Regions from separate parts of the Homo sapiens genome. Here region 1 is linked to region 2. The links are chromatin contacts, found by Hi-C or POLR2A ChIA-PET in ENCODE. All regions are on one chromosome and are shown on one strand. The core of a region is the stretch at or near the end of the contact, and the rest is flanking DNA. Distances in the headings are between cores, read along the strand shown. Region 1 holds the start of DEPDC7 (DEP domain containing 7). Region 2 holds the start of FBXO3 (F-box protein 3).

Region 1 (3,998 bases), core at 298-2,797, 760 kb after region 2:
AAGAACCTGTTCACAAATGCCCAAAGCTCCAGAATTGGTATTTCAGCTATTAGAGAAAACAGGGTACCATGTTTTTATTTTAAGCAGGTGACATTTGGGAATTTCCTTCACTGAGTAAGTGGGCCCAAAAGATTTCTCAAGACTGTTTTCAATGTCATTTGGTTTTAAATTCCCAAATGTCTTAGCATTTGTCTTCTCTTCACAACATAAATCAAGGAGACATTCTCAATGTGGCCACTATGTGCTTACCTGAATCCTTTACATGGAAGCAGACTAAGGTCAATATTATGATTTTTCTTAGAAAAGGACAAGTGAAAAATGGTTCTCTACCATAATCTGTCGTTAGCATTTTGAAGATTAAAATGAGCATTAGTGAGTAAGTCAAACACAAGAGTGGGGCCACTGAGAAGCACCCATTTGACCCAGAGGAAGGAATCACAGTTTCACTGGTTGGTGTTTTTACAAATGAAAGGCTTTTGTCAGAAAGGGAACTAATTCCTACGACATCCCAGACTGGAGCTCCAGAAAGGGGAAAAAGTTGTAACTTAACCAAAAGAAAAAAGCCAAGGGTTATCTGAGTATCTTAACAGTTATCTGAGTCACCCCTATTAACTGGGTTGTAGATCTGCTATAACCAGCATTTTAGAAGTGATATCCGATTCTCTTCATGTGTTTGAACATTTAAAGAAACCAGAATCCTAAATCAACTGCCCCCAAAAGACACGATTAGGCCCGTGGCAGAATTTGCCAACTTCCCTCCTAATTTCATGTAACTGTTTTTTTAGCCAAAAACTTCTATTCACTAAAATACTGCTTATACATAAAGTGTTAATAAATACCTTTTATGCCAAATTCCTGCCAGTAGAACTCACATAAACCTCTCATCCCTCCCAGGAAGAGTCTGGGGAGACAAGCTGACTCTTGACTCCTAGCAGTCTGGAGAACAAAGTGGGCAAGGGAGGAGCTCGGCCCCTGGCCATACTGTGTCGTCAAGGTTTGTGGTTGAGACAGGGGGCAAAGAACTACACAAATTCCAGATACCACACTTGTCACCGGTAGCACCGCGGAGCATATCCCGGAGCTCCCCGGCGCGTGCCTGGCACGTTAGCGGGCGCACAGACCAACGCGCGGTCAAGTTGAGAGTCTGGGTAGAAAGAAAAAAGCTGGGCTGTGCGGGCGGGCTCTGCCGCTTGCAGCCCACCAGCCAGAGAGGAACTCGATCCGCCCGCTCGGCGGGGGCGTTGGCCAAGTGGTCGCAGCTGTGCTGTGCTCGCCCAGCCGGCCGTTGACAGGCGCAGGCGGCCGAACGCCCCACGCCGCCCGCCCCGCGCCGGGACCCAGCCCGCGCACCCCAGCCCGCCCCGCGCCATCCCAGGCGGCAGTCCTCGGCACCTACCCGGAGGCCTGTGCGCGGGGCTGTGGAGAGCCGAGAGGTTCAGCGCAGCAGCCTTCTCCTGCACGGTGGCCATGGCCCTTGCTCCCCGGACGCCAACTCCTCCAGCAGCTTCACAGCTCCCTAGCTCCCTGAGCGCCCGTCTGTTAACTGTGCGGGGCGTGGCTCCCTGCAGGCCCCGCCCCCGCTGCCGGTCACGTGTCTCTCTGGCAACCACTGAACGTAGCCCGCGGCGCCAGCGATCCAAGTTTCCTCGGGCGCGATGCCACGCGAGCGGTGGTCGGGGACAAAGCGGTTCCCTGGGCCGGCACTACGCGGCCCGCGGCTCACACCAGCGGGATTCGAACCGCGGCCTGCCGTAGATTAACTCGGGACCAGGCCGGGCGCGGTGGCTCACGCCTGTAATCCCAGCACTTTGGGAGGCCAGGGCAGGTAGAGCACCTGAGGTCAGGAGTTCGAGAGCAGCCTGGCCTACATGGCGAAACCCCTTCTCTACTAAAAATACAAAAATTAGCTGGGCTTGGTGACAGGCGCCTGTAATCCCAGCTACTCGGGAGGCCGAGGCACAAGAATCGCTTGAACTCAGGAGGCGGAGGTTGCAGTGAGCCGAGATCCACCACTGCACTCCAGCCTGGGCGACACAGCGAGACTCCGTCTCAAAAAAAAAAAAAAAAAAAAAAGAAATAGAAAAAGTCGGGAACCTGGCAAGCTGCCTAACTGCTCTGTGCGTCGGTGTCCTCACCTGTGATGCGGGGGTAGGTTTAGTACCTGCTTCACTGAGATGTTTGTTTGTTTTTTAACGAGGTTTATAGGAACCAATTCAGGTTCAGCATTTAGTAACTGCGTCCGGAACGTAAGTGCTTAAAATTATGTCATAGTAGTAGTAGTAATAGTGATAATAACAATAATAATCGAGTTTTTCAGACATCCCTACCTGTGCAGAACAAACAAATCCTATGTGGCCCAGGAGAGCAATGTCTAGAGGTCACAGGAGGGCAGCAACGAAAGACCCTGGGACTGGCTGCCAGGAAATCTGTGCTGCCTCCAAAGGAACTGTGGGTCGGGTGGGTAGGGACAGTTTGCTGCCGGTTGGAGTGAAGGTGAGGAGAGAAAAGGAGGAAGGGCTATTAATGGGACACATCTTAGTTACTTGGAAGTTGAAGCCAGGCCAGGGATCCAATGCTGGATACCTCTGAAAGGATGAGTGGTCTTAGAGACCAATAATCCAATTGCCAGACACTTGCCCTTTTTTTTTTCTTTTTTTTCAAGTTTGGGAATTTTGCAATGATTTTCAAAACGATTATGACGTCTTCTTAGAAGGAGGATGCTTGTGTGATTTAGGTGTAAATTAGAATGGTGTTTAAGTGGGAGTTCATTATTTAGCTTATTGGAAAGAGCTTCTACATGGGATTGTTTCAGAGAATACATACTAAGAAGCTGCCCCTGGGGACTTGGGTTTGTGGGTGGGAGGTGGGGGCCAGTTGCTGCTGCTTAGTGTTAGAAAAAGCTGGCCAGGCACGGTGGCTCACGCCTGTAGTCCCAGCACTTTGGGGGGCCCGAGGCAGGGGGATCTTCGAGGTCAGGAGTTCGAGAACAGCCTGGCCAAGATGGCGAAACCCCTACTAAAAATACAAAAACTGTCCGAGTGTGGTGGCAGGCACCTGTAATCCCAGCTACTTGGGAAGCTGAGGCAGGAGAATCGCTTGAATCCAGGAGGCGGAAGTTGCAATGAGCGAAGATTGTGCCACTGCACTCCAGCCTGGATGACAGAGTGAGACTCCATCTCAAAAAAGAAAAAAAAAGGTTGCCAACCAGTTGGCAACCTTTTTTTAATGTGACCTCTTCCCCTGATGGTAGTAAAACCCTGCTTTACTTCTGTTTAAGGATTTTCTTTGTAATCTCTCAATTGGCTGCTACACACAGAAAGAGGATGCATTCAGGGCTGGTTTCAGGCACCCAGTATACCAATGAACTTTATCCCGTGCTGTATAACTGAATGAACACACAAGTCCTCCCTCACTGCATGGGAGGGGGGAAAAGCTCATCTGTCTCAGAAGACAAATCTTGAAAAACACTAATATTTGAAAAAGCTTGGTGACCTCAGTGACCATTTTGATACTTTATATAACATTTCAGAGAGTTTTTCACCAGGTTATGCAATAATTGTTTACCTCTTCTGGAATGCTGAAATGTTCATCTCTACTCAGATACTTTCTACAACCATGGGATAGGAAATGCCTATCCCTTTTCCCACTTTCTTCCCTGGACAGATTTTTCCAGGTTACCCGGGTGTGTTTTTTTTCTCTGAGCACCTGTGGCACTTATCAAATGCATTACTATTCATCTCCTGCTTGTATTGATACTCTCTGATTATTACAGCACACACATATCTTTTTTTATTATAATTTAAGTTCTAGGGTACATGTGCACAACATGCTGGTTTGTTACATATGTATACATGTGCCATGTTGGTGTGCTGCACTCATTAACTCGTCATTTACATTAGGTATATCTCCTAATGCTATCCCTCCCTGCTCCACCGACCCCACGACAGGCCCCAGTGTGTGATGTTCCCCTTCCTGTGTCCAAGTGTTCTCATTGTTCA
Region 2 (4,023 bases), core at 650-3,149:
TGTTATTTATTTGATTATTCAGTTTTTTGGCACCTCTTCTTAAATTTGTGCCCCAAGCAAGTAGCTTTCTTGCCTCACCTTAGTTCTGGCCCTGACAGTTTGGTAGCTTCATACTTTGTCTTCTGCATTAGGTCATAGCTGCACCAAGTCCAAGTGCAATAGGACAGCAGAAGCAAATGCAGTGTACCTGAAACTCCTACCAGCTTTTGGATTTAAAACAGGTGGCCCATCTGAAGTAGAAAATGGAGACAAACATAAATCAGGATCAAATACCTTTACAAGCATTTGTCTATGTAAAAAGGTATGGTTCCCTTGTAAACAGAAATGATTATTCTGTCTTCATTCATCCATTCAACCTGAATTTAAACTTTCTAGTTGTTGAATAACTTGCTAAGCCCTGAAATTAGAAAGATGAGTCAGACTGAGAGTTTACAGTTTGACGAGAGAGACACAGAACAAGTACTTGAAATCCAATTCAATAAATGTTCTTCTAAGCATATGCATAAACAATTTGGAAGCACAGAGATGTAGGCAGAGTTTTTTGTTGCTGTTGTTCTGTTTTGTTGGCTGGGTGGCAGGGGTTATAACTATTAAGCAAAACCATAAATAGAAGGCATTAATGGTATGAAGAATGGAGGAAATGGATTTTTTTGGGGCGGGGCATATCACTTCCACTCTTCCAAATAATTGAGAGAAACTTTCTCCAGGATATGGAAATGTTTGGAGAACTTAGTGACTGATGCATGTATAAGCTTGGAAAATTAACATTTATTGAGTATCTGGCCAGGCACTTTACATAAAGCGTTATCGCCATCCTTAGTTCACCAGAGGAGGGGTGGTTTTAGAGATGAGGGACAGTCTCAGAGAACTTAGGCGTAACTACGCCAGCATTTCACTAGTAGTGAAATAAATGACGGGCGTGTGAAGTCCAGGTCTGTCTGGATTCCCCAAAGCCCCTTACACCATACTACCTTTGGAAAAGCAATGGAAAAGAAGAAATCAGGCAAGTGATGTATGGACCCATTATACTTCCCCCACTCTCATTTTAATATCACCTTGGCAAAGCTGAAGAGCAGACATCTTCGTGCCTCCATCAGTTATGCCCTCTGGGAGTCTCAGTTCATCCCTTCACACGCGGGATACTTAACTCTGCGGGATCTAAACCCTGGCCAAAATAAATTTTAAAGCTGGAAAAAATCCACACTGTACCCTTTGCATTGCCCTAATAGGCTGAAAATAGCCATGATAACCAAATTAAGGGACAGCGGCTGAGACTCAGACTCACTCCTTGTACACATTTTACTTAGGAAGGCGGGGAGGGGCGTGAAGTTAAGCCCTCAACAATTATTTCCTTAATTTGGGAGAAGGGCCTTCAGCTGGCGTCCCTGGCTGATTCTCAGCTCTGCTCTTGCTGAGTGGACAAGTCTCGGAGCGGCCCTGCTGTGTGCGGGGGACAAGCGGGGTGGGGAAGGCTGAGCGGGGAAAACGAGGGGTTCTCGGGTTGGAAAACAAAGAGAAGGAATGGATTTGGGGACCAAGGGCGTGGAGGAGTGTCAGATTTTGAGCGAGGCTTCCTGCATACTGAGTGTAAAATTTCGCAGGAGGAGTTGGGCAGACCGAGGCAGATTTGGCAACAAAAGGGTCCCGGGCTGGGCAAGTTTACGAACCGGGATGCGAGAACAGAGCTGGAGAGATTTGACGCGGAGCGCGAAGAAAGCGGGCTGAACTCGCACTGCGCCGCTGGCTCCCGGCTAGCGGGCGGGGTCTCCAGGGAGCCGCACCTCAGCCCACCCTGAGGGCGGGGCTGGCCCGGCGGTTACATAACAAACCTGTGAGAGCGGCTGGGGGCGGTTCGGGCGCTGGTGGGGGCGGGGCAGGGGCGGGGCCAGGGCGGGGCCAGACCTGCACCGGGCCAGGCAAGATGGCGGCCATGGAGACCGAGACGGCGCCGCTGACCCTAGAGTCGCTGCCCACCGATCCCCTGCTCCTCATCTTATCCTTTTTGGACTATCGGGATCTAATCAAGTAATGGGACGACACGCATGGCAGGGGTGGGGGCATGGGGAGAGGAGGCGGTGAGGCAGGGGGAAAGGGGGTCGGGGCCGCTGACAGGACCCGAGCTTCCGCGACACCAGAAGGTGACGCCAGGGCCGCCCTCATCCTGCGGAGCCACCGGGGACCGGGGCGAGACGGGGGCGGAAAGGGCCTCGCCCTGAGTCTTCCTCCTGTCCTGGGCCCAGGTATGAGAAGCGACGAGATATCTCTCTCCCAGGCCTCGGTGAGGCCCACTTGCAAGAGAAGGAGGTAGTGGCCCTCGTGCCGCACCGCCGCGCTCCGCGGACCCCCGCTGGCCCCGCAGGTGCCCGCCCGGTTGGGGTCAGTCCCTGCTGCTGTGTAAAAGCCCCTGTCCCGGCCAGGCGCTCTTCTCTGCTGGGTCCGGGGCCTGCGGAGTCTGGCGCCGGGGTGGGCAGGTGGGTGAGCGAGAGGAGAAGATAGGCAACCCCTTACTCCCCTGGCGCGACTTCCCCAGCGCCAGAATCGCTGTCCGGGCTCACTTTCGGACTTCAGTGCGTGAGAATTGTTTTGCTGTCAGCATTGCTCCTTACGGTTCGATGTTGGATTTTATGTTTTGGTACTGACTTCCGGTGATGCCATACCGGTGACTATCTTTTCTCCTGGACACCTTGGGTTTCCCACATTACTAGCATCTGTTCCAGAAATAAACACCGGTTGCTGATAAGGGTGGTTCAATGCCCAGTTTCTTCAGAACTTGGGACTGTCTGGGGTGGTGGAAGAAATGGCGCTGCCAGCCCGCCCCCCAGCTGTCAGGATTGTTTACACCCTTGACAGGGGGTGGCATGGCTGTGAGTTTCCTGTGCTACCGTATATATTTGCAGAGGATGCAAAGTCGCCCTCTTAGGATAGGTGGGCGAGATTTGTTTTGTGTTTGGATTAACCATTAGATTCTAGCCATTTGATGATTGTGCCCTGTGTTATTAGAGGTCTTTTTATAAATACAGATTTCTTGGAGCTACAGATAGTTGTTGGCCTAGCTAAGTGGTGATAGAGAGATACCTCAAGTTTTTGGTCACTACCTGTACTGGTCGCTACCTGTACCTGCTAGCAATTTTATTTTTCTAGAAAATACTTACAATTTAACTAACAGTCTCCAACTTTTGATTGCTGCCAGAGTAATCTTTCCAAGACACATCTGGTTGTCATTCTCCTTAAAACCTGTGACACCCCTATGTTTATAGACTATAACCTAAACTTCTGGGGCATTGAAAGCTCTTATCATCTGGCTTGTATATCTAAGGTCCTCCAGGACTTATTTCTCCACCACTATCACATTTGCACCATCCATTCTAACCAAATCAGACCTCTGCCAGCATACAACACACTTGCACTTTCTTTTTTTTTTTTTTTCCTGTGGCTCAAGCTCTCGACCTTGCCTGGAATGCCTTGCCTACCTCTTCTCAACTTGGCAAGGTGGAGAAGATGCCCTCTCTACCTTCTTCCTGCAGAATTGATTTGCCATGTCAGGTAGATGGCGTGCTTCTTGATTGTAAGGGCTGCCTTGCTTATCTTCCTATTCAAAGATTTTTTTTTCCCCGAGGGCTTGCTATGTGCCAGTCTGTTAAGTGTTGAGGGTACAGTAGTGAACAACGCAGATAAGGCAACTCTTATGGAGCTTACAGTCCAGTGGGCAAGCGCATAATTGCAAGAGGTACTAAGTGCTGTGAAGGAAATAGATTGCTCTGTTAAGGAATAGGAAGTGAGAAGTGATCAAATCGGAAGGAGCTGCCATATATGAAGCAGGGCATATGCAGTTCTGGCAGAGGGAAAAGTATGTTCAGAGATTGACGGGACTGCTGAACGGTACTGTTCAACAGCATGGCCTGGTGGAAGATACAGAAGGCTGGCGTTGCTGGAGGTAGGGAGTGACTCACAGACAGTGATGAGATGAGGGTGGTGAGATCATGCAGGACCTTGGGAACCAAGGTGAGGAAGTAAGAGTTTACT

What was found. A loop is a pair of places that touch in the nucleus more often than their neighbours do. ChIA-PET counts read pairs that join two places held with the same protein, here RNA polymerase II (POLR2A). Pooled maps may share reads with other maps.
Region 1: a pooled map shows a loop between it and region 2 (3-fold over the local background). The contact joins the promoter of DEPDC7 here to the promoter of FBXO3 in region 2. A Hi-C loop is called at or near these places in 8 of 50 pooled maps. POLR2A ChIA-PET finds 5 or more read pairs at or near these places in 2 of 52 experiments (HEK293 and OCI-LY7).

What each region holds. Positions count from the first base shown.
Region 1 is chr11:33,013,427-33,017,424 of GRCh38, reverse strand. It overlaps DEPDC7 (DEP domain containing 7), which reads right to left and starts at 1,547. Exons shown (of 9, transcript NM_001077242.2): 1 at 1,397-1,547. The coding sequence starts at 1,469. LOC105376615 (a long non-coding RNA gene) reads left to right here and starts at 1,635. Exons shown (of 4, transcript XR_931167.2): 1 at 1,635-2,148. RefSeq lists silencers at 1,273-1,332, 1,653-1,702.
Region 2 is chr11:33,772,396-33,776,418 of GRCh38, reverse strand. It overlaps FBXO3 (F-box protein 3), which reads left to right and starts at 1,899. Exons shown (of 11, transcript NM_012175.4): 1 at 1,899-2,025. The coding sequence starts at 1,922. FBXO3-DT (FBXO3 divergent transcript) reads right to left here and starts at 1,720. Exons shown (of 3, transcript NR_120550.1): 1 at 1,668-1,720; 2 at 1,056-1,165; 3 at 749-971. RefSeq lists silencers at 1,807-1,906, 2,367-2,436, 3,762-4,023 and an enhancer at 2,385-2,885.